Regions from separate parts of the Homo sapiens genome. Here all the other regions are linked to region 3. A link is a contact called in ENCODE Hi-C or POLR2A ChIA-PET data. All regions are on one chromosome and are shown on one strand. The core of a region is the stretch at or near the end of the contact, and the rest is flanking DNA. Distances in the headings are between cores, read along the strand shown.

Region 1 (5,264 bases), core at 848-3,347, 960 kb before region 3:
GCACAGGGACTAGCGCAATACCTAGTACATAATAAATACTTGATAATTGTTTCTAATTGACTTATTATGTTTAAAGATAAGCTCCACAAGGGCACGGATTTTGTGTGTGCATGTTTTTTTCCCCATACAACCCCCAGGGCCCAAAACAGTGCCTGGGATAAAGAACGTACTCAAGGAATGTTTCTGATAGTAAGCATCAAAAGCTTATAAAGATACTTGTTTAATACAATCAGCCCAAAAATTAAAATAGACTATAGAAAAAACATCCATCATGCTGTCCTCTCAGTGCCTTTACACATACTGTTGTCTCTGTCTGGAATGCCCTCTCCATACATCACACACTGTATCTTTTTTTTTTTTGCAAAGGGTCTCACTGTCACCCAGGCTGGAGTGCAGTGGCACCATCATAGCTCACTGCAGCTTTGACCCAGGCTCAAGCGATTCTCCAGCCTTAGCCCCCCGAGTAGGTGGGACTATAGGCTCTCGCCACCATGCCCAGCTAATTTTTGTATTTTTGGTAGAGACAGGGCTTCACCATGGTGCCCAGGCTGACCCTGAACTCCTGGGCTCAAGTGATCTGCTGGCCTCAGCCTCCCAAAGTGCGAGGATTACAGGCTTAAGCCACCACACCTGGCCACATCACACTGTATCTTAATTGACAGGTCATCTATTTGTCTTCCCCAAAAGACTACAGACTCTGGGTAAGTTAAAGGCCATAGGTATCTTAGTTACATGTACATGTTTTTACCCAGAATAAGTCAACAGCTTAGAACAATGTGTTTGTTAAAGACTGAGGCCACACAACACCTCCACAGACTCTAGTGTTTCCACACTTCTTCTTTTTTTTTTTTGCGACAGTACCTCTGTCACCCAGGCTGGAGTGCAGTGGCACGATCACCACTCACCACAGCCTCAACCTCCTGGGTTCAGGTAATCCTCCCACTTCAGCTTCCCGAGAAGCTGGGACTAGAGGTACCTGCCACCAGGCCTGGCTAATTTTTGCATTTTTTTGTAGAGACAGAGTTTCGCCGTGTTGCCAAGGCTGGTCCCAAACTCCTGGGCTCAGGCGATCCGTCCACCTCCATCTCCCAAAGTGATAGGATTACAGACGTGAGCCACCACGCCTGGCTATGTTTCCCACACATATGTTATTTGATCCATATCTTCACCATTCTCACTGTATTTGAATGTTCCTAACATTCCCTTAATATTTGTTTACAAGAAAAAATTTTATCCCTACTGTAAACTGAAAACCACTTATATTTGACATAACGTGAAATTAGACATAAAATTATATAAAATCTTTAAATGTTCTATTTTTAGCTAAATACAGGTGCCTATTAAAAGCTCTGAGACTAAGAACTGCTCTCTGAAAAGACCTGGGGATTAAAGAAGTGCTGAAGATACACACTAGCACCGAGCACAACTTCTCCTAAATGCGAAGTTGAGAACTGAAAGAGAAATGAAAAGGGAACAATTTCCCTAACACATTATCTGATGCTCCTTAATGTGGGGTCCATGTACCACCTACCACCTAAAAGCACCTTAAATACCAAAAGTCCATGTCCCAAGTTCTGAGAAACAGTAATTAATGAGACCCCACTTTACCCTCCTGGGAGCGAGACAGGGCCGGATTCTGGAGTTGAGACAAAACTGGATTTATATTTTTTTGCGGGGCAAAGAACTTAATTAACCTTTCTGTATCTCGTTTTCTGTAAAATGAGAAAAATGAGATCTCTCTCACAGGGTTGTTGTAGAAATAAGCGAGGCGTTTCATCTGCTGCCTGGGGCTTAAGTATACAATAAATATTAACAACTACCATTATTTCCCTTTCAAAACAACAACAAAAAAGAACGTGAAGCCAGACAGCAGAAATGAGTTGCGTGGGGTCTCAGGGTTCCCAGTACACACACCCGCCGGCTCACTCCCTCAGGACCCAATCTCCCGCCTTCCACGAACTCCTACTTTTCTCTCCTTGTCCCCGCAGATCCTCACCTTCCCGCTGCCCGCGGGGCCCATGACCAGCTGCGCATACCGAGGCATGTTGGCTCCCGGAGCCGCCCGCCACACTCCCTTAGCCTTCGCGCGACGCCCACTGAGCTCCGGGAAAGTGAAGTGCGAACCAATCGCAATCCACATTCTTTCTACGCCTCCAGTTCTACCACACCTCCTACTACGGGGCAGCCCGCGGGCCAAATCCCGTGAGAAACGCGTCCTGAGAAAAAAGGGGAGGGGCGAGGGAGAGGATTTGCGCGTGCGCAAAAGTAGTTGATGGAAATCGGCCGTTGGGATGCTGTCTAAGCTTGGATACCTGAGTAATAACGGACAACAGATAAAGCTCCGCATCCTTGCGCCACGTGCTTCGGTCCGTGGTTTGCGTGCAGACGTTTGACCTGTATGGTGACCCTCGCGATTTGCAAATGTGCTGAGGATCTGGAATACTGAAGTGGAAGGCACCTCTTGTTTTGGGGAGCATGTATATTTCCCTCCTGTGACGCACTGCTTCCACAGAGAGGTGCAAACGTGCAAACGCTCAGCGACCGCAGCGCTCCTGCCCCTCCCCCACCGTAACTCCGGGGTCGCGGATCTGCCCGCCCCGCTCTCCCGAAGCTGTTCGGGCAGTGTCCGAACGGCTTCGGAGGGGCGAGAAGCCAGCATCCGAGCCGCCTCTCCGGAATACCAGCAGCCTGACGCACGCGTGCTGTCGGGGGAGGGATGCTGGGACAGCTGCTCCCGCACACGGCTCGCGGTCTCGGCGCCGCGGAGATGCCCGGCCAGGGTCCGGGGTCCGACTGGACGGAGCGTAGCTCTTCTGCAGAGCCGCCCGCTGTGGCCGGGACCGAGGGTGGCGGCGGCGGGTGAGGTTGGGGGCCCCGGGGTAAGGGTGGCAGCATGGGGCCCCCGGGTCGTGAGGCCCCCGGGTCGTGAGCCCCGTGGAGGAGGGCTGCGGCCGACCTCTCGTCTCGGGGGCTGGCCCCGGTGCCCTCAAGTGAGAGGCGGGGAGCAGTTTTGTTGTGGACAGAGGGCAGAGGGGAGGACTGCCTCGCGGTTGAGGGAGGGTCTCTGAGGGAAGCTTCGGAGGAGCGTTTGGTGCAGTGGCCACGAGGTGACTGCGACAGTCGCCCGCGTGCATCTCTCTGCCCCGAGGGGGCGCTGCGAGCCCTGCTGGGACGTTTGCTGTCTGGCACAGGACTGTGTGTCCACCGAAAGGCGAGGCGGGAGGGACAGAGGAGGAAGATGTCCCCCGGTTCAACTGGGGGCATCCAGGCCCATAAACCAGTTCCTTCCCTCTAGTGACATGAGCCACCTTCCTGTCAAACGGGGATTTCTTTTTCTTTTTTTTTCTTTTCTTTCTTGTTTTTTGAGAGCGAGACAGTCTCGCTCTGTTGCCTAGGCTGGAATGCGGTGGTGCGATCTCAGCTCACTGCAACCTCAGCCTCCCAGGTTCAAGTGATTCTCCTGCCTCAGCCTCCCGAGTAGCTGGGATTACAGGCGCCTGCCACCACGCCCGGCTAATTTTTGTATTTTTAGTAGAGAGGTGGTTTCACCATGTTGGCTAGGCTTGTGTCGAACCCCTGACCTCAAGTGAGCCGCCCGCCTCGGCCTCCCAAATTGCTGGGATTACGGGGTGAACCATTGCGCCCGACCTCAAACGAGGATTTCTAATCGCCAATGAGACCAATGACTGAATATCCGAGGTGCCTTGATCTTGACATTTTCTTCACACTGAAGTTCCTTTTTTCACAAATCTATTTCGTTTTGAGCAGGTTTTTACACCTATTTCCTAGATAGTGAAGACAGCGAGCTGTTGAAGTCACTGCTGGAGACTCTACCTCCTCTTCCTCTCCCTACTTTATTCCCTAAAAGCAAGAACTGCGATATGTTTGCCGTTCAGTACAACCCGCAGTCAGGGCCCCTGTTGCACCCATGGCCATCCTTTTTGTTTTTTTTTTTTTGAGACAGAGTCTCGTTCTGTTGCCCAGGCTGGAGTGCAGTGGTGCCATCTCAGCTCACTGCAAGCTCCGCCTCCCGGGTTCACGCCATTCTCCTCCCTCAGCCTCTGGAGTAGCTGGGATTACAAGCGCCTGCCACCACGCCCGGCTACTTTTTTGTATTTTTAGTAGAGACGGGGCTTCACCGTGTTAGCCAGGATGGTCTCGATCTCCTGACCTCGTGATCCGCCCGCATGGCCGTCCTTTTTGTCTCTGGTGCTACTGAAGACTTCTTAAAGATGGGATGGAGTCTTGGGTTTCTTTTCTGTTCTTCACAGTCCTTGGCCGACTGCAGGATCCTGGTGTATCAGGAGATACGTGAATTTTTTTTTTTTTTTTTATTGAGACAGAGTCTCCCTCTGTCACCCAGGCTGGAGTGCAGTGTCACGATCTCAGCTAACTGCAACCTCCGCCTCCTGTGTTCAAGCAATTCTCCTGCCTCAGCCTCCCAAGTAGCTGGGACTACAGGTGTGCGCCACCACGTACCTGGCTAATTTTTGTATTTTTAGTAGAGATGGGCATGAGCCTGTAATCCTGGAAGGTTCTATTATGATCCCCACTTTATGGATGACAAAACAGGCACAAAGAGGTTGTTTGTCCTTTCCTTTTATCTCCGCCTGTCGTTCATCTCCATGCTTCCTTTAGTTTATCCAAACTCTTAAAACTACAATTAAAAAAAAAGACAGTATGCCCTTCAGTTTGGTTTAAGGAACCCCATTAAAAAACACAAACCAAGACTAATTTATGAAAAGCTTATATTCCCAGAAATACAAAATAAAATTTTCAAACTAGAATCAGGTTTATTATGCTACATGATACAATGTTGGCACTGGCAGGGGTCTTAAAAATCATCAATTCCGGTCATATTTACTAATCTGAAAGGGGAAGTGATCTGCCAAAAATCCCATTATTAACTAATGGGAACTCCGGAACTCCTTACTTTTTTTCTTCTTTTTTTTTGAGATGGAGTCTCGCTCTGTCACCCAGGCTGGAGTGCAGTGGTGTGATCTTGGCTCACTGCAACCTCCGCCTCCCAGGTTCAAGCGATTCTCCTGCCTCCTGAGTAGCTGGGACTACAGGCACGTGCCACTACGCCTGGCTAAGTTTTTGCATTTTTAGTAGAGAACGGGGTTTCACCATGTTAGCCAGGATGGTCTCGATTTCCTGACCTCGTGATCCACCCGCCTCGGCCTCCCAGAGTGCTGGATTACAGGCGGGAGCTACCGTGCCCAGCACTTTTTTTCTTTAAAGTCAGGTTTATTGAGGCATAA
Region 2 (5,769 bases), core at 135-2,634, 700 kb after region 3:
GTTATATTGCATATTTAAGCTAAATATTTTATCTTGTTATAAATATTGCTTTGAGACGGAGTTTTGATTTTGTTGCCCAGGCTGGAGTGCAGTGGCTCAATCTCGGCTCACTGCAACCTTCACCTCCTGGGTTCAAGCGATTCTCCTGTCTCAGCCTCCCAAGTAGCTGGGATCATAGGCGCCTGCCACCACGGCCAGCTAATTTTTGTATTTTTAGTAGAAACGGTGTTTCACCATGTTGGCCAGGCTGGTCTTGAACTCCTGACCTCAGGTGATCCACCAGCCTCTGCCTCCCAAAGTGTTGGCATTACAGGCGTGAGCCACCGCGCCCAGCCTGTTAGATGCTTTTCTTGCTTAGTACTATCTCATTAACATTTTGCAATTATATTATATTATATTATATTATATTATATTATATTATATTATATTATTTTTGAGACGGGGTCTTTCTCTGTCCCCCAGGCTGGAGTGCGGTAGCATGATCAGGGCTCACTCCAGCCCTGCCTCCTGGGCTCGAGGGATCCTTCCACCTCAGCCTCCCAAGGAGGTGGAACTACAGGTGCGTGCCACCACGCCTGGCTAATTTTTGTATTTTTTTTGTAGAGATATGGTTTCATTATATTGCCCAGGCTGGTCTCTAATTCCTGAGCTCAAGAGATCCACCCGCCTTGGCCTCCATATTTTGCAATTATAATCTGCAATGGAATCATAATTTTAAATTGCTGTATTGTTTGTAATATGTGCTTGGTTATACTTATATAATTATAAGTTGGTTTGTAATATGTGCTTGGTTATACTTATATAATTATTCTCTCCTTTATTATACATGAGGTAAGAGAAGCTCAGGGAATCCATTCAGGCAGCAAGTGGAGAAACTAGCTCTCAAACCTGCATCTCAGGCTCTCATTCTTCCACTGCAAAAAAGCAAAGTGCTCAAAAAATATGGTCACAGATCTGCAGAAGTCTTGCACAAGGGCATTATCATAGCAATAAGAATGACTAATAAGTATTAACGGCCCATGAGAAAAGAACAAATACCATTAATTATCTCAATATATTAAGCATATTAGTAATGTTTGTACAGAATTATTCATGCAAATATTATTAGCCTGTGTCGGGGACAGTTGCTAAACTCAGCAACAGGCTCACAGCTCAGCTTCGTGCCTCTGGTTCCAGATGTGCAGGGGCCAGGGCTTCCAGGGACACGCCCCCGTGGGCCTCCAGGGAGCCAATCGACGCGCAGAAGGCGGGGCCCTGGGAGCGACAACGGTGTTATCCAATGGGCCGACAGCTGGAGCCGCCCCTGGCCAATGGGCGCGCTCCTCCGCGATGGGCGGAAGTGGTGAGGCAGCTCTGAGGGCCGTTGTTCAGTGCGGGGTCTGACAGAGGAGGCTCCGTGTCTGCAGCTAGTGTGTCAACTCAGCGTTTCTCCTCTCGTCCCTGGTGAGGTGTAGCGGCGGCACGCGGCTGGAGATCCCCTGTGGCCTCCAGTTTAGGAAGGGTCCAGCATCCCAAGGGAGGGGTGTGTGGGCGAGGGGTCTCTGGGCCCGGGGTCGCGGCTGTGAGGAGAGGATGCCCGCGCGGCGGCATCTCAGGCACCTGGAGGAGGCCGCGCTTTCTCCTCAGGGAACCGGCGCCTTGGCAGCCCCCGGCGACGCCGCCCCCTTCGCGGCCTAGGTTGGTCTGGTGAGCCGGGAAGCGGGCGTCGTTCGCAGCGCCGCTGTGACCACCGCGTCCCGGGCGGAGCTGGGCTCAGTGCCGGCCTGGGCCTAGAGTCCGAGCCTCGAGCTGCCGGCGTGGGGGGTCGCGAGTGGCCTAATGCGGCCTCGAAGCCGAAGGACCCGAGTCCGAGCTCGCACTCCGACCCGCTGGTGCTGTGGAAAACTCAGGTGGCCTTCCGCTTTCGTAGCCTCTAAAGTGGGGACCAAGACTTTCACCTCTTAGGATTGTAGTCGGGATTAAAAGATTTTCCCGGTAAGCGTTTGGCAACTGCTATTATTTGAGAAGCCGCTTACTTCTTCACTCCCCATCACCGACCTTCCTGGGGACGGGGGCGATTGGAAACTGCCTTGGGGTATCTGGACCCGGCAGGGGAAGCTCCGCCGCCTCGGGCAGAGGGACGGTCCCCTCTGCGGACTAGAGAGATCTAGCTGACCCCCAACAGGCTCCTTATAAGCTTGAAGACTTTTCTGTGCCTCAACTCTTCCGTGCATTCGCCCGTTTCCTTGACCCTTTGAAGTATTGTCAGTCCTCTGCCTGAAGAATCTGAGGCCCAGAGAGGTTAAATCTGGCAGAACCAGCCAGACCTTGACCCCCAGAGGGGGACCCTGCAGGCTACCCCCAGTCTCCTTGCATCTAGAAAAGCAAGCACCTGCTACATCTGAGCTCTGGCCTTAGAGTTGGCCAGAGTGGGCTGGAATAGAGCACACCTGAAATCAGTCGGACAGCCTTCCTTAGTTGCCATTTCATATCAGAGTGAATATCTTTTTTTTTTTTTGAGATGGAGTCACCTTCTGTTGTTCAGGTTGGAGTGCAGTGGCGAGATCTCAGCTCACTGCAGCCTCCGCCTCCTGGGTTTAAGTGATTCTCTTGCCTCAGCCTCCTGAGTAGCTGGGATACAAGCGCCCGTCACCACGCCCAACTAATTTTTGTATTTTTAGTAGAGACTTGGTTTTGCCATGTTGGCCAGGCTGGTCTCGAACCCCAGACCTCCAGTGATCTGCCCACCTCGCCCTCCCAAAGTGCTGGGATTACAGGCGTGAGCTGCTGCGCCCAGCCCAGAATGGGTGTCTTGAATTATGTCATTCCCTAGTTTAAAGCCCTTCAGTGGTTTACCATTGAGCTTGGAATCGAATCCAATATTCTTTCTGTCTGATATGACAAGACCTTCTTGAGTCATTCCCCTTTTTTATTATGCTCTTCCAGATCTGCCTTTACTTTCTCTTTCATTGCTTTTAGGCCTTTTGCCCTTCCCACTGCCTGGATGGATTTCCCCGCATTCCCATCCTCTATCTTTGTCTTTTCGTGGTTGGCTCTTGTACTTCAGTTCTTAATTTAAATGTCGTCTCCCCAGAAAGTTCTTCCCTGACCACTCTTATCTACCTAAAGTAGATTTGCCTCTATTCCGCCCCCATTTATTTGTCAGTATACTTTTCCATCACAATACTCAAGTTATATGTATTTTTTTGCTTATTGTTTTTCTCTACCACTAAATCGCTTTATCAGAGACTATATTTCCTTATTTTGTAAAGTATTTTTAGTGCCAGGGCACAGTGGCACACAGTATGGTCTTCTTTTTCTTTGAGACAGGGTCTCACTCTGTCACCCCGGCTGGAGTGCAGTGGTGTGATCACAACTCACTCACTGTAGCCTCGACCTCCTGGGCTCAAGCCTCCCAAGTAGCTGGGACTACCTCAGCCTCCCACCCCAGCCTCCCAAGTAGCTGAGATTACAGGCATGTGCCACCATACCCACCTAATTTTTTGCTTTTTTGTTTTTTGTTTTTTTTGAGAGGGAGTCTCGCTCTGTCGCCCAGGCTGGAGTGCAGTGGCGTGATCTCGGCTCACTGCAAGCTCTTTTTAGTAGAGACTGGGTTTCACCATGTTAGGCAGGATGGTCTCGATCTCCTGACCTTGTGATCCACCTGTCTCGGCCTCCCAAAGTGCTGGGATTACAGGCATGAACCACCGCACCCGGCTGCTTATTTTTTATAAAGGCAGGGTCTTACTATGTTTCCTGGCTGGCCTTGAACTCCTGAGCTCAAGTGATCCACCCACCCCAGCCTTCCAGAGTGCTGGGATTACAGGTGTGAGACACTGCACCTGGCCCACAGTATTGTCCTTTTTTTTTTTATTTTTATTTTTTGAGACAGAGGCTCACTCTGTTGCCCAGGCTGGGGTGCAGTGGTGTGATCCTGGCTTACTGCAACCTCCACCTCCCGGGTTCAAGCAATTCTGCTTCAGCCTCCCTAGTAGCTGGGACTACAGGCACCCGGCTAATTTTTTTATTTTTAGTAGAGAGGTGTTTCGCCATGCTGGCCAGGCTGGTCTTGAACTCCTGACCTCAAGTGATCCGCCCACCTCAGCCTCCCAAAGTGCTGGGATTACAGGCATGAGCCACTGGACCCAGCCTCAAAGTATTGTCTTAATTAAGCATGTTGAACAAATGACTAAATACATGTTTTGAAAAGTGGCAACTCGCTTGATAATGCCAAAACCTTTAAAGAACCCTACTGGGGGCAGGATTTAAGACCATTTTTGTATCATGGAAAGGAATAATCTAAACTAAACAATGGTAGTAAAGTTGCCAGTGCTTTGCTTTCTGCATTGACATCTTGTTTAAAAAGCAGGAGAAACTTTATAGTGAAGAAATTTGGCAGACACCATATCAACTATGTGATCATGGTTTACATCAATAGTAAAATAAGACTGTTGACATCATGTACCTTCTGATATAAGGCACTGAGATGAGCACAACATGATTTCTATGGTGTTCTTGCCAAAAATATATAACCTGAATTTAATCATGAGAAAATATCAGACAAACCCAAATTGAAGGATATTATATAAAATAACTAGCTGGCTGGGCACGGTGACTCATGCCTGTAATCCCAGCACTTTGGGAGGCTGAGGCTGGCTGGTGGATCATATGAGGTCAGGAGTTTGAGACCAGCCTGGTCAACATGGTGAAACTCCATCTCTACTGAAAATACAAAAATTAGCTGGGCATGGTGGTGCACACCTGTGGTCCCAGCTACTCAGGAGGCTGAGGTCGAGGTTGCAGTGAGCCGAGATCGCAGTGAGCCGAGATCGCACCACTGCACTCCAGCCTAGACAGCAGAGTGAGACTCTGTTTAAAAAAAAAAAAAAAAAAAAAGCCAGTATGCTTAACAAGGTCATGAAAGAGAAGGAAAGACTGAAGAACTCTCCCAAATCAAAGGAGATTAACTACAAGTAATAGCCAAATGCAGTGTGTGATCCTAGATTGAATGCTGAACCAGAAAAAGGGTGGGATGGTGATTTTTTTTTTTTTTTTTTTTTTTTTTGAGACAGGATCTCACTCTGTCACCCAGGCTAGGGTGCAGTGGTACAATCACTGCTCACTGCAGCTTTGACCTCCTGGGCTTAAGTGATCTTCCCATCTCAGCCTTCTGAGTAGTTGGGACCACAGGTGTGTGCCACCACGTCTGGCTAATTTTTAAATTGTTTGTAGAGAAGGGTTTCACCATGTTGCCCAGGCTGATCTTAAACTCCTGGGTTCAAGCGATCCTCTTCAGCTCAGCCTCCCAAAGTTCTGGGAGTACAGGCATGAGCCCCTGTGCCTGACTTGTTGGTGAAATTTGAATGAATTCTATAGATTAGTTACTAGTATTGTATTAGTGTTAATTTCCTCTATTTGATAATTTTACTATTGTTATGATGCTTTTAGGGTAATTGGATGAAGTCTGTAAGGGATGTTATTTTATTTTTATTTATTTATTTATTTTTGAGACGGAGTCTTACTCTGTCGCTAGGGTGGAGTGCAGTGGCACGATCTTGGCTCACTGCAACTTCTGACTCCCTGGTTGAAGCGATTCTCCTGCCTCAGCCTCGCGAGTAGCTGGGATTACAGGCATGCGCCACCACACCCAGCTAATTTTTGTATTTTTAGTAGAGATGGGGGTTTCACCATGTTGGCTAGGATGGTCTCGATCTCCTGACCTTGTGATCTGCCTGCCTCGGCCTCCCTAAGTCCTGGGATTACAGGTGTGAGCCACTGCGCCTGGCCAGG
Region 3 (5,564 bases), core at 1,774-4,273:
CTACTCGGGAGGCTGAGGCAGGAGAATCACTTGAGCCCAGGAGGTGGAGGTTGCAGTGAGCTGAGATTGCACCGTTGCACTCCAGCCTGGGCGACAGAGCAAGACTCCATCTCAGGAAAAAAAAAAAAAAAAAAAAAAAAAAAAAATCAGAGGATCTGGCGGTGCCAGGCCGGCATTGGAGGGGGTCCCAGCCTGGCCTGTGCTGCCACTGGTTCAGCAGTAGAGCCTGACGGGGAGGCGACAGCAGTGGGGGCCCTGGGGAAGGAGAAAGATTCCAGAAGCAGCTGCTAGGCTGGAGTAGCTGGCCTTGGGCCCCAGACCTTCCCGGGGAGGTGGGGCTCCCATTTCAAATGGAGCATGCCCAGCCTGCCGGGCCTCAGTTTCCACATATGCCCAGGCATGGATTAGCTGAGATGGTCTTGAAGTCCTGCCAGCCCTGGTGGTTCTGGAGGTTGAGCCTCAGTTTCCCTCATCTGTACAGTGGAGGACATGATGGAGTTCTAGCTGTTGATAAATGCCCTTTAAACCACCATTTATTGGGCTTTCCTTATACAGCAGGCACTTTACTGACCTGGCTTCATTTTATCTTCACAGCAGCCCTGTGAGGGTAGCTGCGCCATTAGGCCCATTTCACAGATGGGGAGACTAGGTCTGAGAGAGCTTAGGTGGCTTTCCCAAGGTCTCACAGCCCCTGTGGCTGAGAGGGGCTTGGAACCTGGGCAGTTGGCTGCCCCTGTGAGCAGTGAGTCCTTAGAAGGACTTACTGTCAGTATTATTGATGGCACTGTTAACTAGGGCCCTGCATGGGTGGGGGCACCTGTTTTGGGCTCTTGGACTAGGAAAAGCTCCTGTGGCCATTTTATCCAATGCCACCATTTTATAGATGCCAACACCGAGGCCTGGAGGGGGCTGGCCAGCGCCCCTCACCTGGCACAGAGGACTCTGCCTGGCACATCCCACCCATGGCCTCTGATGCCCAGCTTGGAGAAGTGGTAGAAGAGGGGCTGGGGGATGCCTCAGGGGGACTTAGCCCTCAGCCCTGAGCCCCCCGCTGCATCACAGGCCTGAGTGCCCAGGAGGCAGTGGTCTGGGTAGGAGTGGCTGCGACTCGGGGGTAAATGTGCTTCAGAGCCATCCCCACTCATCCCCTTTCGAGCCAGGTGTCCCTGGTGTGTGACTTGGCCTTGCTGGGCCTCAGTTTTCTGTAAAATGGGAAGTGTCATGGGGGGCAGGCTACGGTAAGCACTGATAGGGCAGGTGAGGGGCAGCCTCGGGCCCACCCTTCTGGCAGGAGACATTTGGGGCACCCAGAAGCCCTGGAACAAGGCCACTCTGACCTTGATTTTGGGAGCACAAAGTCCCCCCAAGAGATAGCACAGGAGCCCGGGTGTCTGATGAGTGACCCATCCCTTGGGGGCCTCAGTTCCTGGGTGTGCCTGGGTCTGCAGGGGAGGCAGAGGCACAGGTGGGCAGCTCCCTCTGGGTGGGCTGTGACCCTGCCTGGGCACAGGAGGGCCGTGCCCGTCCGTCCTTGCCGTGATTCTTCCAGGTGGCACCGCCCTCACACCTCCTTTACAGAGGAGGAAACTGAGACCCGGGGAGGCCACAGGAGTCGGGCTCTGGGCCCAGAGCCTGGGCGGGGATGCAGGAGCCACCCCCATGCCTCCGGGTGTGGGAAAGGGGAAGCAGAAAGAAAGGGACGTCCGCCGGAGGCCTGGCGGTTTCCTCTCGGGGCAGGAGTGCGAGGAGGAGGAGGAGGAGGAGGAGGAGGAGGAAGAGGAGGAGGAGGAGGAGGAGGGACGGCAGGAAGCCGCCTCGGGCTCTGACAGGCGCGGCCCTGGCCTGCCCCTGCCCTTCTGAGCCTGTGACCCGGGGGAAGGCACTTTGCCCTCCCTGTGCCTCAGTTTACTCAAGTAAAAATAGCTGAATGATGGCTCTGGCCCCAGGATCAACTGAGTGCTGTCTGGGAAGCACCTAGAGCTGTGCCCAACACAGCCAGTGTTCGCTGGGGCCTGCAAGGCTTTGCTGCTGCAGGCATCACTGGCGTTGTCATTTTTATTTATTATTTATTTATTTAGAGACAGAGTCTCGCTCTGTCGCCCAGGTTAGAGCAGAGTGGTGTGATTTTGGCTCACTGCAACCACCGCCTCCAGGGTTCAAGCAATTCTCCTGCCTCAGCCTCCCGAGTAGCTGGGATTACAGGCGCCCACCACCACACTCCGCTAATTTTTCTGTATTATTAGTAGAGACGCGGTTTCGCCATGTTGGCCAGGCTGGTCTCGAACTCCTGACCTCAGGCTGTCCATCTGCCTCGGCCTCCCAAAGTGCTAGGATTACAGGCGTGAGCTACCGCGCCCGGCCCATTTTTATTAATTGGTTTTCATGTGACAGGCACTGTGTCCGCCACATCCCATGGAATCCTTATCACAAACCCCGGAGGTGGGGACAGTGATGAAGCCATTTCACAGCCAAGAAAACTAGGCACAGAGAGGTCCAGAAACTTGCCCGAGGCCCCAGAGCTGGTAGGTGGCCAAGGCAGGAAATGAGAGTCCCTGGTGGGTCTGCCAAGGCCGGGGGGCACCAGGGGCAGGGGGTTTGTGTTTAGGCCCCAGAACAGGCAGAGAGAAAGCACCCACCCTCCACCGTCAGAACGAGCCTGTATCCCGGCAAGCAGGGCAGACTGAGCCCTGGTCTTGGCAGGCAGGCAGAGCTCAGGTCCTGGCGGGCACACAGGCTTAAGAAGCCGGTTTTTTCCTGGGCCCACGTCTCCTGGGGGACCAGCGGCAGAGGCTCCTGGGGTAGGAACGGAGGTCCCATCCTCACTCTGTCCTGGGCTGCCATGTGACCCAGGTAGGTCCCAGTCCTCTCTGAGCTATGAAGTGGGTGCCTGCAGTGGCCTTCTGGGAGTGATGGGGAAGGCGGAGGGGGTTGGGCAGGGCTCCTGCGGCCCCAGCCACACACACTGCCGCCCCATCTGCCCCCTTATTGGGGTTCCATGCAAAATCGTTTTTGAAAAAGTGCTTTGCCGCTTAGAAGAAACCCCCGACCGCGCTGAAACCACGGGGGCAGATGGTATCGGGGCGCTTCCTTTCAGCTCAAATTCTGCGAATCCACAGCCTAGAAAGTGCCCTGAATCCAACAAGGGGGGAGGTAATTAAGTTATTATGGTCCATCCCCACCCCGTCCTGCTTACCAGGCCTGGCTGCTCTTACTGGCTTCTTGGAAGTTGGTGTGGTATTTTTTTGTTTTGTTTGTTTTCGAGGCTGGTATTGAGATGAGACCATTGTGGGGTCAGGGCTGTGGGCTTGGAGGTTCAGGGTCAGGGTCCAGGGGCGAAGGGTGGACGCTGGAGAAGGGCAGATGGACAGGGTCAGGTTCAGATCTTGGCTCTTGTATCCTTGCTGTGTGGCTCTGGGCCAAGAACTTGGCCTCTCTGCGCCTCAGTGGCTCATTACAGAAAATGGGATGCCAGCACTTGCCTTAGTGGGTTGTTTTGAGCCAACTGCAGGCTCAGGGAGTAGCTGGCATGATGTGTTCCTACCCTGAAGGGCAGAAAAAGGGGAAGGAGGCCACCAGATCCCACAGGTGGGTCCCCAGGGTCCCTCCCCGGGATGGGCAGCAGCCTGGCTGCTCCCCACAGCAACCCCTGGCTGGCCCCATTGGCGCTGCTGGAAATCCCCCACCCAGTTCTTTGTGAATGGAAAAGGAAACTGATTGCGCTAGAAGAGGTCTCCGAGTGCCGGCCGGGGGTGGGTGGCGGGGGGGGCTTCCTCTCCCAGTGCAGGAGGGGCCACCTCAGCTTCCTTTCTGGGGCCCCATACCCCCTTTTTCCTATCTCCCCTCTGAGTTGAGGAGGAGGCTGTGGCCCCCGCCCACTGTTTGGCCTCTGGAACCACTGGGTGACAGTGTACATCGGGGCGATTAAGGGCCACCTGGCCTCTGGACCTCCCTCGCTGTGGCTGCTGCCTGGGACCCCCCACCCCATGCCTGACTCGAACCCCAACCTCAGCTCTACACACAGGGGCACCACTGTAGGAGGAGAGAGAAACCTCTCTCTAGGGAACCACCTGGAAGGGGGCCCTGCCCTGTCTTCATCTGGGTACCCCATGTAATCTAGGAAACTGTCTTTAACTTGCCGAGGGCCTCCATGTCTGAGTTCCTAATGTTTTTTATTTTGCTTTTTCAATTAATAAAGCTCATGGCAGAAACTATTTAAAGAAAAAAAAAAACAGTAACAGAAAAACCTCCCACAATCTCACTACCCAGAGAGAACCAGCATTTCCATTTTGGTAGATGTCATTATTGTCATTTTTGTTTTGTTTTTGAGACTGGGGGACACTGCTCTGTCCCCCAGACTAGAGAGCAGTGGCGCCATCTCGGCTCATTGCATCCTCAACCTCCTGGGCTCAAGGTGATCTTCCCACCTTAGCCTCCCAAGTAGCTGGGACTATTTAATGCTGCTATTAGCATAGACATTAGCAGGACACCATGCCCTGCTAATTTTTAAGTTTTTTTGTAGAGACAAACTCTCACTATGTTGCCTAGGCTGGTCTTAAACTCCTAGGCTCAACAGTCCTCCCGCCTAGGTCTCCCAAAGTTCTGGGATTTACAGGCGTGAGCCACCACCACACCCAGCCTCTTCTCTGTCTTTAACTTTGCCTCCGCCTCCAAATTCCAATTCCTTCAGCAATTGCTGGGAAGGGATTACTTTTTGCACAATTCTGTCTGGAGCCCCTTGCAGGCAGGAGCTTGTGGACAAAAGCTTCAGCCTTTGCGGGCCTGGCATTCCTCATACTATTTGGTCACCTGCTTTTTTCACTTTGTGTCCTGAACATTTTTCTGTATTCTTTTTTTTTTTTTTTTCCACCTCCTAGGTTCAAGCGATTCTCGTGCCTCAGGCTCCCGAGTAGCCAGGATTACAGGCATGTGCCACCACGCCCGGCTAATTTTTGTATTTTTAGTAGAGACGGGGTTTCACCATGTTGGCCAGGCTGGTCTCGAACTCCTGACCTCAGGTGAGCTGCCTGCCTCAGCCTCCCAAAGTGCTGGGATTACAGCCACCGCGCCCAGCCCATTTTTAACTTTTTTGCTGGTATAGATGACCCTGGGATGAACACCTTATGTCAGTCTTGGTGCCCACTTCTGATGATTTTCTTCTGCTCAGTTCCTAGAAGGGGAGTGCTGGGTCAAGGCTTTTATGAGCACTTCTGATCCGTTCTTGCTCTCAAAGCTTTATTGAGATATAATTTACAAACCATAAAATTCGCTTGTGTAAAGCGTATAATTCATTGGTTTTTAGTATATTTACAGAGTTGTGCAACCCTCACCATAATCTAATTTTAGAACATTTTCGTCATCAAAAAAGGAAACCTTGTACCCATGAACAGTCACTCCCCATACCTCCCTCCCCAGCCCCTGGCAACCACTCATCTCTTTTCTGTCTCCAGGGATTTACCTATTCTGGACATTTCACATATGTGGAATCAGACTATGCAGCCTTTTGTGTCTGGCTTCCTTCACTTAGCATCATGTTTTCCAGGTTCACCGAAGTTACAGCATGTATT
Region 4 (5,219 bases), core at 1,179-3,678, 740 kb before region 3:
CCAAAACAAATAAAAAGGATAAAAACCAATGCTTGCAGAGCTGCAGAGAAATGTGCACACATTCCTGGGGATGATTTTTCTAAATAGCTACCTGGTCACAAGAGGTAAGTGCTTCCAAAATGATCCCACCCTTGACTTGCACACCTTGGTTAGGAAACTGTATCTCCAAGAAGCCATTTGATAGCCAAAAACATGCACAATATGGACAATGATATTTATAGCTAAGTTGAATAGTATGGCTAAAACCTGGAAGTGGCCCTCAACCCCCAAGCCCTACTTTAGGGAAAAGCTGAGGAAGGCAGTGGGCTCTTGGGAGGGATAATTCTGAAGTCTATGTAGAAACGGGAGAAAAAATGCTGTCAAGCAGTGAGAAGAAAAATAGGCTGATGGCTGACACATTGCCTGCAACTGTACAAAACTATCTGAGCCATTCCTAGGTGCCAGGCACTGATTTCCCAGGTTCTGGGAAATCCAAGGTGAAGAGGAAAGGGCAAGATCACGATCCTGGTAGACTGACATGTTACCTGGGGAGACAAACAAGGAAGCAAGGAAATATACAAGACAGACCACACCCCCCCCCCCCAGCTAAGCACTGGGAAGCCAGCCAGCCAGAGTAAGGGGCCAGGGAGCAGGCGGGGTCTCCTTAAGTGGGGTGGTCAGGGACAACTCGACATTTATGGTGTGCCCTGAATTACAAGGGAGTATGTCACAGATTGCAGAGAAGAGCATTCCCGGGAAAAGGAAGAACACGTGTGCTGTGCACAGCCCCTGAGAGAGCGGAGTACTTAGGAGGTGGCGGCTGGGGACAGCAGTGGACAGGACAGTGGCCAGAGAGAAAAATTGAGAATAATCACACAGGGCCTGATCATGGAGAGGGCTTGGCAGGCGATGCTGGGGATTTGGATGGAAGTGAGGGGTCCAGCGTGATGAGGCGGCAAGAGATGCTGGCGGCCTGGTCTCAGGGTGGAAGTAGGGGGTGGAGGGGTGGCCGGATTCAGGATATGCTTTGGGTTAGAACTTGTCGCTAGCCTAGACTGTGGGGAAGGGACGAGGAGCGGGGTGGTGGATGACAGCTCCCAGGGCCCAAGCCCCAATGACTAGCAAAGGATCAAGTCTGGGGACAAGAACACTCTGGCTTTCTCCTTCTTGCTAAACCTGTGTCGGGGAGGGCAGGGGCCACAGAGCAGCTCTGGACCTTGTGCAAGCCTCAGCCCAGAGATTTTCAAAACCCTGCCCTTATCAGCCTTTCCCTCTGGGGAGTCAGCCAGAGAAGTTGCCACCCCCTCACCTTGGTCTTACTCAAGCAGCTCCTAGTTGCTGGTGGGGCTGTCCGGAAATCCTGCAGATCTCAGATAGCCCTGAACAACCTGAAGTTAAAGGTGCCCAGGACAGAGAAGTACTCTCAGAGGGGCAGGACGGAGGGTGGAGGAAGCACTGGAACCATGAACTTTTGGTAGTAACCTGGTGCCAGGGGCTAAGCCTGTACACCAAGCATCTTATATCATCTTCTCAGCAATCCTGCGAGGTAGGTACATGCTTAACCTCATGGGACAGATGCGGAAACTGAGGCAGAGACAGGCCAAGTCACGAAGCTGAGCCTGCAAGATCCCCCACACCCAGCACTGGTAAAAGTGGTGGGGGCAATGTTGGAGGGAGTTCCACTGAGGAACTGCTCTCCCCTCTCTGTCTTGGCGTTTACCCTGGCCCCAATCACTCTTGTTCCTCAGCATCTCTGTCTCCAACAGGTGGGTGCTTTTAAAGTGTTTCTAGGGAAGAGTTTGCTTCCCCGGGGCTCCTCCTTCAGGGATGGCTGGGCCTGCTCATTGCAGCCTTCTCCCGGGACATCCAGCACTGCCTCTGCCCCTGCTTCTCTCCTACAATCTCCCGGGAGGGCAGCGGGGCAGGGACGATGCATCCGAGGACTTAGGGGACACAGACCTGGTTGTGAGTTCTGGCTCTGCCTCCTTTGGCTGTGTGACCCAAGGCAAGGGGCTTGGCCTCTCTGCGTCTTGGTTTCTTCACCTGTTAAGAGGGAGACGACGATGGTCACCTGTGGCTGCTGCGCGGAGTGTGAAGAACTGAAGGCACCTGGCCCAGGGCGGCGCGCACCACCAACTCTCCGGGATCGGGGGGTCACTAGGGCCAGCGTCTCCCGCGTTCCCCTCCCCTGGACTCCAGTCCCTGCCGAGGGGAAGCACTGCCCGCCCGCGCCGGGACACGCCAGAGCCGAGGGCAACCGAGGGCTGGGGTCCTGCTGGGGCTCCACGGCGAGGCCTGGACAGCGGAGATGCGGGGGGGGGTCCCCTCTTCTCGGAAGGATCGGGCACTGGGGGTCTTGTAGAAAGGGCTGCACGCCAAACGGGGTACGCCCCCCGCCCGGCCCGAGCACTTACCCGGCGCCCCACCCGCCCGCGGTCACCGCTGCGACTGGGAGCCTCAGAGCAGGTCCGGCCCAGCCCGTCCCGCCCCGTACCGTACCAGGCCCCGCCCCCGCCCGGGCCGCCCCCGCCCCCGTCCCCGCCCCCACAGCCCGCAGACCCCCAACGGTCGGCGGGCTTCTAGGCCTCGGCCCGGGTCTTAGTCCCCTTGTCCCTGCCTGTGGTCAGTCCACCCGTTCGTCCCTACCTCCCTCACCCCGGCTGCCTCCCGCCCCGCAGGGTGGGCCTGTCCTGGGCCTCCCGCAGTTACAAAGGTCCCGCCCGTGGGAGCGAATCGCGGATCACAAAAATCCTGCCCCGGGCCAGCCTAAGGGAAGGGTGGGCGGGGGAACCACTTCCTTCCTCCGCCGGCTGGAGCGGGGCGAATCCACCCCGCCAACCCCTTTCGGGGAGCTTCTGCTCCATCCCACCGTCTCCGGGCCACCCCTGCCTCTGGGTCTCCTGATTCCTTGGCCTCGTCCCCTGCACAGTTTCTGCCATGCAGGGGTGGAGGGTGGGCAGCACGCTCTGACGAATGAGCAACCTCTCAGCCCTCAGAACTTCCCTTGGTCGAGGGCTCTGAGGCTGCTCATGGGATGGTACTGGCAAGAGGGAGCCTTACCGCGTGCAGCCCCTGCCTGTCCTGGGCCGCCTTGCTCCGGGCCAACTCGTACGGCCCCGCAGGCGCAGGCCCAGCTCTGAAGTCCCTCCCCTGTGGGCCCTCCCAGCACCCTGTTCACACAGTCGAATCAGTTCTGTTAGCTTCTGTCTTCCCCCAGAGACCATTTGTCCCAAACATCCTGCAAAGCCGTCTTCTGCACACCTCTCCCTTCCGGTTGAGTCGGGGCTGTGGGGAGAGGCTCACCTCCTTGGGGTTGTGTTAGTTTCCTCATGCCGCTGTTAACAGATCACCACAAACCTAGTGGCTTAACACAAATGTGTTATCTTACAGCCCTGGAGGCCAGAAGTCTCAGATGGGTCCTACAGGGCCAGAATCAAGGTGTGGGTGGGGCTGTGCCTTCTGGAGGCGCCAGGGTAGTGTGTTCCTTGCTTTTCCCGGCTGGAGAGGTGCCTGTGATCCTTGGCTGTCTCAATCCGACCTCTGCCTCCATGGTCACAGCGTCTTCTCCCTTCTAAGGAGCCCTGTGATTATATGGGATCCACCTGGATAATCCAGGCTAATCTCTCCAGCTCAGGATCCTTCACATAGCCACATGTGCAAAGTCCCCTTTGCCACTTAAGGCAACATACAGGTTTGGAGGGGTTAGGATGTGGATATCTTGGTAGGGGGGTGCATTCTTCTGCCTCCCATAGGGGTATTGTCTGCTTCAACTGACTCGGCTTTCCCCAATTCTGCTGGGCAGCTGGCTTTCTTTTCTTTTTTCTTTTTTTTGGAACGGAGTCTCACTGTCGTCCAGCCTGGAGTGCAGTGGTGCGATCTTGGCTTACTGCAACCTCCGCCTCCTGGGTTCAAGCAATTCTCCTGCCTCAAGCCTCCCGAGTAGCTATGATTACAGGCCAGCATCACCATGCCTGACTAATTTTTGTATTTTTAGTAGAGACGGGGTTTTACCATGTGGGTCAGACTGGTCTCGAACTCCTGACCTCAAGTGATCTGCCTGCCTTGGCCTCCGAAGGTGCTGGGATTACAGGTGTGAGCCACTCCACCCGGCAACAGTCTCACTCTGTGGCCCAGGCTGGGGTGCAATGGCATGATCTTGGCTCAGTGCAACCTCTGCCTCCTGAGTTCAAGCAATTCTCCTGCCTCAGCTTCCTGAGTAGCTGGGATTACAGGTGCCTGCCACCACGCCTGGCTAATTTTTGTTTTTTTAGTAGAGACAGGGTTTCTCCATGCTGGTCAGGCTGGTCTCGAACTTCTGACCTCAAGTGATCCGCCTGCCTCGGCCTCCCAAAGTGCTGGGATTACAGGCGTGAAACACCATGCCTGGACTGCAGCAGGCTTTCTTTTTTCTTTTTGAGGTGGAGTCGCGCTCTGTCACCCAGGCTGGAGTGCAGTGGCGCGACCTCGGCTCACTGCAAGCTCCGCCTCCCAGGTTCATGCCATTCTCCTGCCCCAGCCTCCTGAGTAGCTGGGACTACAGGCGCCCGCCACCACGCTCGGTTAAATGTTTTGTATTTTTAGTAGAGACGGGGTTTCACCGTGTTAACCAGGATGGTCTCGATCTCCTGACCTCGTGCTCCGTCCTCCTCGGCCTCCCAAAGTGCTGGGATTACAGGCGTGAGCCACCGCGTCTGGCCAGAAGGCTTTCTTAAAAACATTTTGGTCAGATCTCCTGACTTCTCAGTCATGTATTATTACAACAGCCCCATGCCAGTTTCTAAGGCATAGTCTGGTCCATTTTCAACTTCAACTTCCTTATATTTTATTAAAAATTCTCCTCCTCCCCCAGGGCCAGCTAGACAGAGTGGAGAGGATGTGGGGACTGCTCCCAACAGCCCCTCCTCTGTGTTCACTCCCCTCTGGTTGAGGAAGGGAAAAGGGAACAAGTACCCCGTCCCCTAGTTGCACACCTGGAAGTTGCAGCCCTCTGTCTTAACATCTGGTCTTGCCTGTAGTTAGACCCTTAGTGCAGACAGGTGGTGACCTCAACAGACCCTGCTAAGGCAAGGCAAGGCTCAAACCCTGGCCTGGCTTGATCCCCTGGCTACCTTCCCCCATCCCTTCCCCTACAGAGGCATCGCTCAGTCTTCTCCCTGGGTACTTGCCTCTGCTCCACGGTGCAGTGGTCCAGTCTGCAGCCCCCAACCTTACTGATGGCCTGGAACCTGGGGCCACCAGCA
Region 5 (5,059 bases), core at 2,280-4,779, 900 kb before region 3:
TTAAGTAACCCAAGTTCAGAGGCTGCTTAGAAGAGGGCAAGCTGGCTGAGCTGAGATTAGCCAGGAGAGTGCGGCATGAGAAAGATGTCAGAGTGAATAACAAGTGGGGAGGACTGAAAATGGGTCCTGACTTTAAGGATGTGGTAAATTCTGTTGACCATAAGTTTCTGTGATATGGGGGTCAGTGAGGGAGAAGCTTTTTTTGTTGTTTTTGTTTGTTTGAGACAGTCTTGCTCTGTTGCCCAGGCTGGAGTGCAGGGGCACAATCTTGGCTCACTACAACCTCCACCTCCCGGGTTCAAGTGATTTTTGTGCCTCAGACTCCCAAGTAGCTGGGATTACAGGCATGCATCACCACACCCAGCTAATTTTTTGTATTTTAGTAGAGACAGGGTTTCACCATCTTGCTCAGGCTGGTCTCGAACTCCTGAGCTCAGGTGATCCACCCGCCTTGGCCTCCCAAAGTGCTGGGATTACAGGCGTGAGCTACCGTGCCGGGCCTGGAGAAGCTTTTTTTAAGTAAAGAGTAGGAGAATGAGAAGATGGAGACAGTGGGTGTAGACAGCTCTACAATTAGAGATAAAGCAGTAACTGAAGGGGGAAATGGGATGAGGTTAGGCTATTTGTTTGTTTGTTTAGAGATGGAGTTTCGCTCTTGTTGCCCAGGCTGGCAGTGGCTCAATCTCAGCTCACTGCAACCTCTGCCTCCCAGGTTCAAGTGATTCTCCTGCCCCAGCCTCCCTAGTAGCTGGGATTACAGGTGCCCGCCACCATGCCCAGCTAATTTTTTGTATTTTTAGTAGAGACGGGGTTTCACTATGTTGGCCAGGCTGGTCTCGATCTCCTGACCTCAGGTGATCCACCTGCCTCAGCCTCCTAAAGTGCTGGGATTACAGGCGTGGGCCACCGTGCCTGGCTATTTCTGTATTTTAAAGATAAGAAGACTGAGCACAGTGGCTCATGCCTGTAATTCTAGCACTTTGGGAGGTGAAGGCAGGAGGATTGCTTGAAGCCAGGAGTTTGAGACCAGCCTGGGCCACGTAGCAAGACCTGGTCTTTACGGAAAAAAAAAAAAAGGCTGCGCATGGTTGTGCATACCTGTAGTTACAGCTACTCCAGAGGCTGAGGTGGGAGGATTGCCCAGGAGTTTGAGGCTGCGGTGAGACGTGATCACACAGCTGCACTGCAACCTGGGCAATAGGGCAAAACCTGATAACAAATAAAAAGGTGAAGATGAGAGGCATTTGAGCATTTGAAAATGCTAACATTCCCAGGGTGCTGGGATGCAGAGATAGGGAGGAAAGGACTGGCTTTAACTTGGAAGAGTGGCTTCTGCCGTAGCAGGAGGGGAAGGGAAGAAGATGGATTAATTAATCCAGTGGCTTACGGAGGCTTCGTTGACCTCTGCCTCTCAGTTCTGGTGGAAGCTTTGATGGCTCAGGAGGGGAGTCAGCAGCAGACCATTGATCCCAAACTGAAGATTGTCATGTGCCTTTGAAGGCAGGGAAAGGTTTGTTTTTTTTGTTTAATTTTTTGAGATGGAGTCTTGCTCTGTCCCCAGGCTGTAGTGCAGTGGCACGATCTCGGCTCACTGCAAGCTCCGCCTCCCGGGTTCACGCCATTCTCCTGCCTCAGCCTCCCGAGTAGCTAGGACTACAGGTGTCCGCCACCACACCCAGCTAATTTTTTTTTGTATTTTTAGTAGAGACGGGGTTTCACCATGTTAGTCAGGATGGTCTCGATCTCCTGACCTCGTGATCCGCCCACCTTGGCCTCTCAAAGTACTGAGATTACAGGCGTGAGCCACCATGCGCGGCCAAGGTTTGGTTTTAGGACGTGTTGGACCAATAATGAAGGTTCTGGGTGTTCTGTGAACCATCACCAGCAAAGACAGGGATATAATACTGGTCAGGTTTCTGAGGAGGGCTGTCACCTGGAGCATTTAATGAGCAAACTTTCTCTTTGGAATCAACAATGCAGTTCCTTTTTTCCCTCCAGTTTTCTTGCATGTTCTTTGGAGCAGTTTCTTCTGACCAGCAAGAACACTTCAACCACCCTTTCGACAGTCTGGCAAGAGCAAGTGACAGTGAAGAGGACATGAATAATGGCAGTTTCTCTATATTCTAATGCTTAATGATGGCTGAGCTGGGCCCCAGCCCAGTGACTGGCTCATTTGCCCCTCAAGCACGAGTTTGCATGTTTAGTGTCTAAAAGAGGTTGTCCAGGACTTCCTTTTAATGGAGGATGGGCTTTTAAACCACATCATCTTGTACAACAACCATATCTAGAAATAGCTGTTTGTCAAGTGTATGTAACTTGCTTTAAATCCATTATGCTACTTGTGAGGCAGAAGAGTTTTCTGTGAAGGAAAAAAGCCCATTAGAGTTCTTCAATTCAATGCACGTTCACCCTAGAGCTTTTAACATCTTTGCTAGTTTTATAAAGGTATTTAAACTTTATTCAACAGCCATTTAGAGTGCCATCAAGATGGCTTGAAATGGAATTTTGTGATTTGTAGTCAGGTATCTTTTGTATTTGATTGCAAACATTTGGATTTTAGTTTTCTCATGTAATACCATGGCCTTTTTTGTGCATTGTTTTTTATATTTTAAGACTTTAAGTAGAATAAACCCTGGAAAAAAGATCAAGAGTAAAAATATATAGTCACTTTCACTTGGCTTTTTTAGACGGAGTCTCACTTTGTCACTCAGGCTCAAGTGCAGTGGTGCAATCTCTGCTCACTGCAACATCTGCCTCCCAGGTCCAAGCGATTCTCCTGCCTCAGCCTCCCGTGCAGCTGGGATTGCAGGTGCGTGCCACCATGCCTGGCTAATTTCTGGTATTTTGTAGAGACAGGGTTTCGCCATGTTGGCCAGGGTGGTCTTGAACTCCTGGCCTCAAGTGATCTGCCCACCTCGGCCTCCCAAAGTGCTGGGATTACAGACTTGAGCCACTGCGCCCAACCTGGAGTGTTTTTACATATTGTAAAATTTTATTTCCTAACCTCAAATTGTTCTGATTTTCAGATGTGATTTTTTATTTTGCAGTGTGCTGCAGGAAAGAATTTAATGGAAGTGATGCCAAATATTTCTGTATTATCTGACATAGAACAGTATCCTCCACTGCCAAGACAGCCTGAGTTTGGAGTGGAATAAGGTGGAAGACAAATGTCTCTGTTCTTTGGCCCTTTAAGAGTTAGCTTTTTACCTGCACAAATGGACTAAAAAATCTGGCACAAAACATTGTTATGTAATGTCTTATGATGTGTGCCTCTCCCTCCCCCAAACCTGTTTACAGTCAATTATAACCTGACAAACGAGACTTTTGTAACATATTATTGTTACATCTTTCTGAAACCTTCAAACCGTAAGGAAGTGTTAACTGGCAAGCAGTTGTACTTTAGACTTTGTGAGAAATTCATAAAGGTGGCTGAGTGGATTTGCATGCTTTAGAACTGTGAATAGAGTTCTAACTGAAACCAGAATTAATTTGGCTCTTGTAGCTTAGTAATGAGTCATAGCTACCCACAATAACCTAATAAAAACTCAAGTTCATCCCAAGATGTTCCTTAGTGAATGAAAATGGGCCTTAACCAAGCTTTTTGTGGTAACTGGCAATGCCCACATAATTTCAACTAAGTCCTTTCATCACATGGTAGGGGAAGATATATGTATCTTATGCTTACACTGATGATTAACACTGAATTTCTGGTATTTCTAACAAATGCAGATGCCTACACAGGGAGCTTTTATACACAAAAGTAACTCTGTAGGTCTCTTTGCTGAGGATAACATTTCTGGTTCATTCATTGAAGTAGGCAGAGGGGTTTAGGTCTTAAAGGCATCATCATCAGTAATAGCCTGGATGCAGCATTGGACTATTATTATAGTTAATACTGGCGGGGTGTAGTGGCTCATGCCTGTAATCCCAGCACTTTGGGAGGCCCAGGTGGGCGGATCAGTTGAGCCCAGCAGTTCAAGACTAGCCTGGGCAACATGGTGAGATCCCATCTCTACAAAAATTAGCTGGGCACTTTGGATTTTAGAATTTGGATACAGAGTGCTAAGCTGAAATACAGTCATGTGCTGCATAACAACGTTTTGGTCAACGATGGACTGCACAGACAGTGGTGGTCCCATAAGATAATGGAGCTGCCCTATACAGGTGTACCATTTTTTTGTCTTTCATACCATAGTTTTGCTGAAACATTTCTATGTTTAGATATACAGATGCTTACTGTTGTGTTACAACTGCCTACAGTATTCAGTACAGTAACATGTTATACAGGTTTGTCGCCTAGGAGCAACAGGCTATTCATATAGCCCAGATGTGTAGTAGGCTAGACCATCTAGGCTTGTGTCAGTACACAATGATGAAATTGCTAAGGATGCATCTGTCAGAACATCTCTGTTAAACAACACGACTGACTGTACAGCAGATTTTTTTTGTAGCTTCCCTCTATACTATACGGAAGGTGCAAAGCCTCAGCTGGGAAAAAGTTCTATAATTTACATTTAATTGTCCGTCCATTTTGATGAATTTCTGAGGAAGCTAAACTGATGTAGTGAAGCAGCTGGAGCCAGTTAAAGTAGCAGCATATAATCAGTGCTAGAATGACTAGGAGGCTTGGAAATGAGGACCTGATAGTGACCAACAAACTCAATGTCAAGGGCTGGTGTCTCATTTAGTTACTATTCAAACCAAAAGAAGCACACAGATTAGTATAAATACTATATTTATTAAATATCTTTACAGTTTATTTAAATGTATTTACAGAACTATTCCTGCATAAGTTATAATTCAGACATCCAAATTCAGGTAATTGCCTCTTGGGTAATAAGACAAATAATGATAGTCTCAACAGAAAAAAAGCAGCTCATTAGTATACACACAGATTCTAATTTGCTTCATTATTTAGCCATCTTTGCCACAAACTACCTGCTAACAGTTAAAATTCTGACATGGACACGTTTTAGTTGAGAAGTTCAATTTTGCAAAGAATTTAATTTTAAATAAATAGAATCCAAATATGTCCTGCTTCATGTTTTGTTTCATAAGC

Evidence for each region. A loop is a pair of places that touch in the nucleus more often than their neighbours do. ChIA-PET counts read pairs that join two places held with the same protein, here RNA polymerase II (POLR2A). Pooled maps may share reads with other maps.
Region 1: a loop to region 3 is called in a pooled map, with 4 times the contacts of the local background. The contact joins the promoter of GPN3 here to the enhancer-like site in region 3. A Hi-C loop is called at or near these places in 2 of 50 pooled maps. POLR2A ChIA-PET finds 5 or more read pairs at or near these places in 4 of 52 experiments (CD4-positive, alpha-beta T cell, CD4-positive, alpha-beta memory T cell, T-cell and 1 more).
Region 2: a loop to region 3 is called in a pooled map, with 4 times the contacts of the local background. The contact joins the promoter of TRAFD1 here to the enhancer-like site in region 3. A Hi-C loop is called at or near these places in 7 of 50 pooled maps. POLR2A ChIA-PET finds 5 or more read pairs at or near these places in 2 of 52 experiments (OCI-LY7 and activated CD4-positive, alpha-beta T cell).
Region 4: a pooled map shows a loop between it and region 3 (8-fold over the local background). The contact joins the promoter of HVCN1 here to the enhancer-like site in region 3. A Hi-C loop is called at or near these places in 5 of 37 single-sample maps with no recorded cell type and 3 of 50 pooled maps.
Region 5: a pooled map shows a loop between it and region 3 (4-fold over the local background). The contact joins two enhancer-like sites. A Hi-C loop is called at or near these places in 1 of 37 single-sample maps with no recorded cell type and 2 of 50 pooled maps. POLR2A ChIA-PET finds 5 or more read pairs at or near these places in 1 of 52 experiments (activated T-cell).

What each region holds. Positions count from the first base shown.
Region 1 is chr12:110,466,160-110,471,423 of GRCh38, forward strand. It overlaps GPN3 (GPN-loop GTPase 3), which reads right to left and starts at 2,098. Exons shown (of 8, transcript NM_016301.4): 1 at 1,997-2,098. The coding sequence starts at 2,044. It overlaps FAM216A (family with sequence similarity 216 member A), which reads left to right and starts at 2,686. Exons shown (of 7, transcript NM_013300.3): 1 at 2,686-2,859. The coding sequence starts at 2,717. LOC124903016 (a long non-coding RNA gene) reads right to left here. Exons shown (of 3, transcript XR_007063459.1): 2 at 4,480-4,657; 3 at 4,130-4,292. RefSeq lists enhancers at 2,210-2,339, 3,260-3,429 and a silencer at 2,750-3,059.
Region 2 is chr12:112,124,176-112,129,944 of GRCh38, forward strand. TRAFD1 (TRAF-type zinc finger domain containing 1) reads left to right here and starts at 1,385. Exons shown (of 12, transcript NM_006700.3): 1 at 1,385-1,443. RefSeq lists enhancers at 1,110-1,404, 1,382-1,431, 1,842-1,911.
Region 3 is chr12:111,427,273-111,432,836 of GRCh38, forward strand. The region is part of intron 2 of SH2B3 (SH2B adaptor protein 3); the gene reads left to right. LOC124903019 (a long non-coding RNA gene) reads right to left here. Exons shown (of 2, transcript XR_007063462.1): 2 at 5,212-5,564. Among named protein-coding and RNA genes, the nearest start is that of SH2B3, 24 kb to the left of the region's middle. RefSeq lists an enhancer at 3,462-3,771. Within about 2 kb of position 3,024, at least 12 of the 41 ENCODE cell types and tissues checked have a DNase peak (open chromatin) inside an H3K27ac peak, as active enhancers do; they include CD4-positive, alpha-beta T cell, where a contact is called at or near this core.
Region 4 is chr12:110,686,687-110,691,905 of GRCh38, forward strand. It overlaps HVCN1 (hydrogen voltage gated channel 1), which reads right to left and starts at 2,429. Exons shown (of 8, transcript NM_032369.4): 1 at 2,394-2,429; 2 at 1,939-2,022. RefSeq lists enhancers at 499-1,327, 1,890-1,939, 3,190-3,239, 3,360-3,469, 4,000-4,149 and silencers at 2,120-2,619, 2,680-2,749.
Region 5 is chr12:110,528,527-110,533,585 of GRCh38, forward strand. It overlaps RAD9B (RAD9 checkpoint clamp component B), which reads left to right. Exons shown (of 11, transcript NM_001286535.2): 11 at 1,999-5,030. The coding sequence ends at 2,127. PPTC7 (protein phosphatase targeting COQ7) reads right to left here. Exons shown (of 6, transcript NM_139283.2): 6 at 4,719-5,059. Among named protein-coding and RNA genes, the nearest start is that of RAD9B, 29 kb to the left of the region's middle. RefSeq lists an enhancer at 1,795-2,044. Within about 2 kb of position 3,530, at least 3 of the 41 ENCODE cell types and tissues checked have a DNase peak (open chromatin) inside an H3K27ac peak, as active enhancers do.